2 separate regions of the Homo sapiens genome follow, and region 1 is linked to region 2. The links are chromatin loops, found by intact Hi-C in ENCODE. Cell type or tissue: OCI-LY7. All regions are shown on one strand. Links, peaks and the distances in the headings refer to the core of each region. The heading gives the core; the rest is flanking DNA.

Region 1 (4,401 bases), core at 178-4,177, 560 kb before region 2:
AAAGATGTGTGTTACTTACACCTGACTCCCTAACCCCCTCAAGGATACTGTGTTGGAAATGCTGTGCTTTTTTATTTCTTTGTAATTGAGGTTTAGGGATTGTCGAGTGAGACTGTAGAATATTATTGGGCCAGACAAGGTGTTTTGGCAGAGCTGCCCTTTTGCCCTTAAACAAGTTACAGGCACAGCTAAAAATCCCTAGCTGGTTGTAAAATATGGTAACCTATACAAAATGCAGCCTCGAGTTCATGAGCCATTTATCAAACTTTTTTCTCAACCATTTGTGCTGGGCATCCAATTTTTTTTTAAACTTTAGATTATCTAGCTCCATTTGCTCATTTTGGAAATATTCTATAATTTAAAGTTGAACTGACAACTTATTCATTGTCTCAAGAAGTACCCTTAACACCTTTAAAAATTGTTTGCTTGAACTCAAATAGAAATGTGCCTGTGGCTGCCTTGCCTGTAACTCAGCAAATGACAGAAATGAGCATTTCAAGAGAGGACAAAATAACTACCCCGAAAACAGAGGTGTCAGAGCCAGGTATGTTTTTCATTTAATACTTGTTCAGTTCTGAATTTGATAGTGCAAGAAATGGCTGGTGGGGGGATTCTTTCCTTCCCATTGAAGGACCAAAGAGGAGGGAGAGCCATAAAATATAGGCCAAGCAAAGAACTACTATCTTTAAAAGTATCTTGAGTATGAGTATCTTGAAGTGTAAAATAGTCATATTTATTCTCAGTTTCTTCTCTGCTCATCCCCTGCACTACCCTTGTGCATAATGGGCAAAGTCTGTAATCTGGAGATTGGATGTGTTAAAAACTTGATGAAGTTAAATTTCAAGGGTATAAGGAATAATTTTATAACCAAAAGCAGTAACTTTAGTTTTGATATTGTCAATGTTGTGGAAAACTTTTAAGTAGAACAACATATTTGAACACTAGAACTTATTTGAAGTACAATATTCCTATCATATTTTGTGGGAGTTTGAAACTCAGTGTGGAAAGGCATTTTGGTTTTCATGAGATATGGTGACTTTGGAAACTTTGCTTATATAGCACAACCAGAAGTGCCCTGATGGTGGAAGAAGACTGACTTGAATTACCTGTACTAGGCCCTAGAACAAAAAGATTTCTGTGCTTTATATAGTGCACGTAGCTTATTTTATCAATTTGTTCTTTTTTGGCAGAGTGCTGATTAAATGCAATATAAAACTTCTGTTGTGAAAAAATACTGTCAGTGGTTATACAGTCTGCTTTGGAGGCTGGCTTTTGCTAACAGCAGTCAAGTTTGTTTATTGTATTAATCTTACAAAGTTAAGGCCAAATTCTCAAGTTTGGCAGGTGAATCTATATTTGGCATTTTGAAATGAGCTCCATCCTTAAACTGACCACATTAGTTTGCCCGTGATGCCTTTGTTTGGGTTTTTGTTTTTGGTTTTGGTTTTTAAATACAAAATTACTCTGACCTTGGAAGAATAGTCTTGGGTTAGAGCTAGTCTGCATTTATTATTACTTAGTAGGCATTCTGTGATTCACTGCTATTTGCCTTTTCTGTGTCATTTTCTTATTCCCCCTTCTTCCCTTGTCTCAGGAGCCGTAGTTCATTTTTCAGATGTGGCCAAAGAAATGGCTGACACCCTCCCTCTACCCCATACAACTATTCCCCTAGATTATTCTTTATCCTCATGACATCAGGATAAACATTAATGTTGTCACAGTAGCAGTAGGTAGAATATTGTTCGTTTAGTCTAATATTAGGCTATTTCTCCCAGTAGATTCATTGCTAATGCAATTGAATTATAAATTTGGGCAGAGTTTTAGAGAAAATTGCCATTAAATCAATCAGCTTGTTGTAGGAGCTTGTCTATATGCTAATAGCATTGGTGCTGGCATATTTGGGCAGTAATTTCAGCATTGCATACATAAATTTGCTATTGTTACATTTGGATTAATATTAAAACCTGAGTTTATAGTGTTTCAGGTGTAGTTGAATTATATGTAAGTAGATATAAATTTTGTTATTTTTGTGTTAAAGAACTAGTGGCAGTGTGGGCTTTAGTACAGTAATGTATTTTTTGTTCATTGTGAGAAATTTTATTGATGCCATGTGTACACTGAAACTTAAAGCCTTTTTAGGTGGAGAAACGGTGGGACTGTTTGTAGATGCTATCTCTGTCGATAGTGGATGCCCATTTTAGATAAGATTCTTGTTCTGCCTGTGGAATCCTTAATAGTTTAAAATCAATACTTCTCGAGTAGTTTCTAAAGACTGTTTGCCGATCTGTTTTTAAAACCAAGGTTTAAAAAAATCTTTCAAGTCTTCCTATGATGTTTAGTGCACCTGTGAAAATGGTAAAATGATTGTTTTGGAATTTTTGGATCTGACGTTGATTTAGGGATGAATGGTTTGAGTTTTATTTGTCAAAATTTGCTGTTTTTATATCTACAGGATTTTTTTTCCTATAAGCATAAAATCAAAGTTGGCTACTGTTATTTACTGTGATGTAATGAATTTGAACTGCCCTGATTGAAAAGTTTGCATTTAGGAAATTATAACGTGGAAAAACTGAGCATATGATTAACATCTCCCAGCTCTTTAAAACAGAATTAGGATTTTGTTTTTAGTACTGGCTGTTACCAGTGTTTTAAAGGAATTTCTTGAGTGAAGCGATCATTTTACAAAATTAGAGAAGCAAGTAGTATGGTGATTGGCAGGAATTTCTCAGATTTGAATCAAGTTCTGATGTTAAAATGGAAGATTCTGTTTAAAGCTTGTATTTTCAAGGAATACTTATAAACATTTTTATCAGGCATCTTCCTGTTTCTCTTAAATACTTCCTTTTTTGACTTAAAAATGTTAGCCAGTGAATGCTTGACAAATTTGTGTTTTTGTCCTTTTCAGTTGTCACTCAGCCCAGTCCATCAGTTTCTCAGCCCAGTACTTCTCAGAGTGAAGAAAAAGCTCCTGAATTGCCCAAACCAAAGAAAAACAGATGTTTCATGTGCAGAAAGAAAGTTGGTCTTACAGGTATTACAAAACACAAGACAATGTATGTTTTACTTCTGCAGTTAACAAGGAGCTTTTGGTCACTCCCTAAGAGACTAGTTGGTCTTACACATAAAAAAAAAAAAAAAGCCTGACTAGCTGTAGTCTAGGAAAGGTGGAGGAGGTGGTATTGGGGTGGAAAGAAGTTGGGTTTTACTTCCATTTGTCTCCTAATCATATAAAACTATTAACTCAGGCCCTCTTATTTTATTAGATTGATAAAAAGTTTTTGTATACCTAGGGAAAATGTTACTGAACTAACAGTAAGCGCCACCTACTTTGAGCTATGCAGGGAATGTTCTTGGTGCTTTTTTTCTTGTCTCCTTCAAATCTCAGACCTTGATGGTTGTTTTCACTTGAGGAAGCATTACTTAAGATATGGTAGGACTGTGTTTTGAATCCAGCTTAGCCTAACTCCAGAGCCTGTGTAAATTTTATCCTGCGTTGCATCTACAGGAGTCGATAGAGGGAGAGCATCTGGGAGAAATTAGCTGGCAGATAGCCCATTTTGTTTTCTCCACGTGGTTTGGCTTACCAAACACTTCGCTATTGCCCTTGCAAGGAAAGACTGAACATAGTTATTTGAATTTCTCACCATGTCAAAGGAAGTTAAAAGTTCCTTTTCCAGGTTAACGTGATAGACTCTGTAAGAGTTGACTGTGTCTTATCACCAGGAAGTGGAAGAAAAGAGTTCACTGTCTTTTATGTTACAAAGCAATGAAAATCTGGTTCCTTTTCTATAGTGACTAAGGCTTTTTTTTCTTTTAATTGCCTCAAGTTCTCAAATGACTCTACTTCTTCGTTTGTACAGGGTTTGACTGCCGATGTGGAAATTTGTTTTGTGGACTTCACCGTTACTCTGACAAGCACAACTGTCCGTATGATTACAAAGCAGAAGCTGCAGCAAAAATCAGAAAAGAGAATCCAGTTGTTGTGGCTGAAAAAATTCAGAGAATATAAATTACTTCTTGTGAAGAGACTGAAACTTTGTTTTTATTTTAATATATCGTAGGAAAACATTAAAGAGCAGATGCATGGCCATTTTTCTTTGATGTTCTCCAGAGTTTTACATTACACTTGTCTGTCTTATAATTGATATTTTAGGATGTTTGGGTGTTTGTTACAGGCAGAATTGGATAGATACAGCCCTACAAATGTATATGCCCTCCCCTGAAAAAAATTGGATGAAAATCTGCACAGCAAAGTGAAACACACAGATAATAGGAACAAAATGTAGTTCCCATGTGCCAAACAAAATAAATGAAATCTCTGCATGTTTGCAGCATATCTGCCTTTTGGGAATGTAATCAAGGTATAATCTTTGGCTAGTGTTATGTGCCTGTATTTTTTTA
Region 2 (4,401 bases), core at 327-4,326:
ATATCAAAATATCACACATTATACCCCATAAATAAATTTATTATTTGCCAATTAAAACATTTAAAAGGCTGGGCACAGTGGCTCATGCCTATAGTCCCGGCACTCTGGGAGGCCAAGGAGGGAAGATTGCTTGAGTCCAGTTAAGGACAGCTGGACAGCTTGGGCAACATAGTGAGACCTCATCTCTACAAAAATAAATAAAACTCTTTGGGCATGGTGGCACATACCTGTACTCTCAGCTACTCAGGAGGCTGAGGTGGGAGGATCATTTGAGCCCGGGAGGTTGAGGCTGCAGTGAGCCGTTGATTGTACCACTGCATTCCACCCTGGGTGACAAAGCAAGACCCTGTCTCAACAACAACAATGGCAACAATAACAGCAACAACACAATTTGAAAAGAGAAAACAAGTGAGACTAAGATGAACCATAAACAGGCGTTAGTTTTATTAGTATTGGGTAGCTGACCAAAGTATTTGCTGTGCTGATACATAAATAATGCCCTATGAGAGGATTCTTTTCTGCTGTGCAAATCAAATTCAAGAAACGTGCCAGAAGAAACAGCACAGTGTAGACTGAGTTGCACAGTAGTTCCTTCGCAATGCTGAAGTGGGTAGAGTAGACCAATTTATTGATTTATTTTTAGACAACATGTTTATCTTTTTGTATTTGTGCTTTAATACAGTTAAGAGAGCCAATAAATAGTTGTCATGGGTAGCCTGGTTTTAGGTCTAAAAGTCTCACAGATACACATATCTTATCTCTTGATTCATTTTGACCTGATAGCCATGTCAGGGATTTTTTCCCATGTGAAGCTACTGAAGTGAAAATAGCTGTATATCCTGTAGACACTTGGAGGGCTGTGATTCAGGGGAAGAATCTTCCCATTTCCTCCTATGAAGAGATGGAAAGAGGAAGGCTTGCATCTCATACAGAAGCTTTGATGGATTACTCATCTCGTGCTTTCCTTGGTGTCTGTCCTTGGGACATTTTTTCACATCAGGTCAAAGTCAAAACCAACAATCACACAAAGAAACTAACAGAGACAACTACATAGATGAACATCCTTACTTTTCCTTTATAAATCTTTTAGAAATGAAAAATACTGAGATTATAAACCACCATCCCCAGTAAAAATTCTCAGCACTGAGGCCCTAATGGGCTTCCCTTTGATGCAGGGCAGGTAAGCCCCAAAGCTGGGGCTTAGCCAGCGAGAGTTCTTGCCTTGCCTTTGCCCAGGAAAGAATTCAAGAGCCAGCTGGTCATGTTAGAAAGCACCTTTTTTTTTTTTTTTTTTTGAGACAGAGTCTCAAAGGCTTGGGTGCAGTGGCATGGTCACAGCTCACTACAGCCTCAACCTCCCAGGCTCAAGTGATCCTCCTACCTCAGCCTCCTGAGTAGCTGGGACCACAGGTGCATGCCACCATGGCTGGCTAATTTTTGTATTTTTAGTTGGGACAGTATTTTGCCATGTTGCCCAGGCTGGTCTCAAACTCCTGGGCTCAAGTGATCCGCCCACGTCAACCTCTCAAATTGCTGGGATTACAGGCATGAGCCACTGCGCCTGGCCTAGACAGCAACTTTTATTGAAGCAGCAGTGTACAGCAGCAGCAGAGGTACTGGTTCTGTGGAGAAGGCCACCCCACAGGCAGTGTGCCCAGAGTGGCAGCTCAGAGGCAGTTCTGCAGTCATAGTTATACCCACTTTAAATTACATGCAAATCAAGGGGTGGATTATGCAGAAATTTCTAGAAAAAGAGTGGTAACTTCTGAGTCATTGGGTCATTGCCATGGAAAGGGGCAGAAATCTCTGGGTGTTGCCATGGCAATGGTAAACTGACATGGCACTCTTGTGGGCATGTCTTACAGAGAGGTATTTTTATCTCTTCCCTGTTTTAGCTAGTCCTCAATCTGGTCCAGTTTCTGAGCATCACCTCCAGAGTCCCACCTCCTATCTCACCTTGTAGACAACATTTCACATGTGTTGTCACAACTCATTGCTGGAGGAATCAAGCATGTCCTTTGGGACTCTACTGGGAGGGGACTGTACTGGGAGGGGACCGTACTGGGAGATGGCTCTTGGAAGCTTGTGCTTGGTTACTTCTGGACCTCGCCCATGTGCCTTTTCCCTTTGCTAATTTTTCTTTGCATCTATTTACTGTAATAAATTTTAGCCATGAATGTCATTATATTTAGATTTCTAGCAAATCACTAACCTGGGAGTGGTCCTGTAGATCCCTGACACAGCCTCCTTTACTAGATTTTTCTAAGTATTAAGTGTGATTATATTGGCATTATATTATAATAATAAGTAATTAATAATAAACACTAATAAATGAAAGATAGCAAAATTACCTTATGATAACATGGAAAACTTGAGTCATATGCTAAAGGACATGAGATGGAAAAAGAGCATTAGCCAAGCCTGAAATTTTCTGCACATTTTCCAAAGTGGATTTTTAAAAAATAACCGCAAATAAGTGCAGAGCTTTTTTTTACACTAGAACAATTAGGATGCCTTATTATTGTCTGAACTCTTCTGCTTGCTTGAGTCAATGAAAACTTTACACATATTGGCTAGATATATTCTCAGATATCTTCTGCATGTAAGCAAAGGGGAGAAATATTGTGCCGTTCTGAGCCTTTGAGAAAATTTGCCTTACCCACTTCCTGTGTTTAAAGAAAGGCAATGTATTAATATCTGGCAAGAGCACATTTGAGATCGAGACAAGAAGACAACAGGATGTACTTTCTTCTTGTCAAGATAGAACTTCATGCCTGGCTAATCAACTAGAAAGTCTGATTTTTGCATGCCTCAGGAAAAAGCAATCATAGGTGGTTTTGAGAGGAGGGTTCTCTAGTGTTTCCTTCCCTCAGAGCCGAGATCTTACATGTAAATTGATGCACTTCTTCCTGGGGCATCCAGCTTTCAACCACCTTCACATTATGTTTAGCAAAAATAGATGAAAATTTGTAGCCATGTGCATATTTTGATTACTGCTCCCGCTCATATACTCAGTGACATGAAAGACTGCCAAGCTTACATAGGACCTAGCGCAAGAAAAGGCTCCGCAGCAGGTCTGGGCCCTGTCGCTTGGGCCATATGATCCTGCAGATACACTTGCATTGGAGGTATCAGTTATGAGAAAAGATGCTATGTGTTCAGTGTGCAGATAGGTAGATTAAAAAGAGAGAAAGATGCTATATGGGTTTTGTGGCAAGTGCCAGTGGAAGAATCACAACTCAAGGCCTTGGGAATCTGGAGCAAGGCTATGCCATCTCTGGTGGAGAATCACATGCCTTTGGAAAAACTACTCCTACCATGCTACAAGGCTCTGGTAGAGACAGAAAGCCTGCCAATGGTTGCCAAGTGACCAGGCAGTGAAACTTCTCATTGTGATCTGGGGCAAATCAACCAAGTTATAAGATAAGGGGACACCAGCAGGAATTCATCCTAAAATGAAGGTGCTGCCGGACTGAAGAGAAGCAGGACCAGAGGGCAGAAGTAAGCTGCATGAGCAGCAGCGCAGACTGCCAATGTACCTACCACTGTTTTCCCATTGCTGCGCCCTCATAGCTGAATGGGGGATTCTTCATTGCAAGTTGAAAAAAGAGAAATTTGAGCTTGCTTTGTAGATTGCTCTGCCCTATGTATGAGTGCAAGCTGGAAGTGGATGGTAGCTTCTCCACAGTCTGCTCAAAGGTGGTCTTGAGAGACAGTGGCAGGGGAAAATCCTCCCAATAGGCAGTGCTTTGAGGAGGGCACTTGGCTAACCACTTTGTGTGGAAAGAGAAGTAGCTTGAGGTTAGGATATATACAAACTCATGAGCAATGGCAAATGGTCTGGTCAGCTGATTTGGGACTTGGAGGGAAAAAGATTGGAGGTCTAGGGGAGAGGGATGTGGATAGACATACGGGAATGAGCATAAAGTGCATAAAATGTGAACATCCACCAGAGAGCACCCTCAAAAGAGTCACTAAAAACCAAGTAGCCAAAATGTCCTAGCCAGTTGACTGACAGACATCTCTGTCATTGGCCACCCCAGTGTTGGCATGATAGACACACGAATCAAGTGACCGTGGTAGCAGAGATTGAGGTCACTCATGGAACAAGCATTGTGGATTCCCATTTACCAAGACTGCCACTACAAAACGTGCAGCTGCCAGCAACAGAGACTAGGGAAGAAGTTGACTACATTGGGCCCCTTTCATTCTGGAAGGGCCAGCAGTTCATTCTCAAGAATAGAAACATTTTCTGTGTCTGGATTTGCCTTTTCCTGAATTCTGGGCCTCAGGCAGAGCCGCTGTGGTCTGTATCTCAGGACAGGGCTCCCAGGCCAATGCATTCTTCCTTGTTCACTGCATTCTTTCCTGGCCAATGCATTCTTCCCAGGCCAGTGCATT

The links. A loop is a pair of places that touch in the nucleus more often than their neighbours do. Peaks named below come from ENCODE experiments on the same cell type or tissue, not always from the same donor. Only the 100,000 strongest peaks of a DNase experiment are listed, where the experiment ranks them.
Region 1: it touches region 2 in a loop (8-fold over the local background); 7 of 110 quality-filtered maps call a loop at or near these places.

Annotation. Positions count from the first base shown.
Region 1 is chr9:72,355,561-72,359,961 of GRCh38, reverse strand. ZFAND5 (zinc finger AN1-type containing 5) reads left to right here. Exons shown (of 7, transcript NM_001102420.3): 5 at 441-544; 6 at 2,906-3,031; 7 at 3,861-4,401. The coding sequence ends at 4,009. Among named protein-coding and RNA genes, the nearest start is that of ZFAND5, 7.4 kb to the left of the region's middle. In OCI-LY7, for the core only: no CTCF peak of the experiment used is centred there; no DNase peak of the experiment used is centred there.
Region 2 is chr9:71,793,954-71,798,354 of GRCh38, reverse strand. No RefSeq gene overlaps it. Among named protein-coding and RNA genes, the nearest start is that of CEMIP2, 28 kb to the right of the region's middle. RefSeq lists enhancers at 2,863-2,952, 3,489-4,037, 4,038-4,401. In OCI-LY7, for the core only: no CTCF peak of the experiment used is centred there; DNase peaks (open chromatin) are centred at 1,274 and 2,774; H3K4me3 peaks cover 1,537 bases; H3K27ac peaks cover 2,064 bases.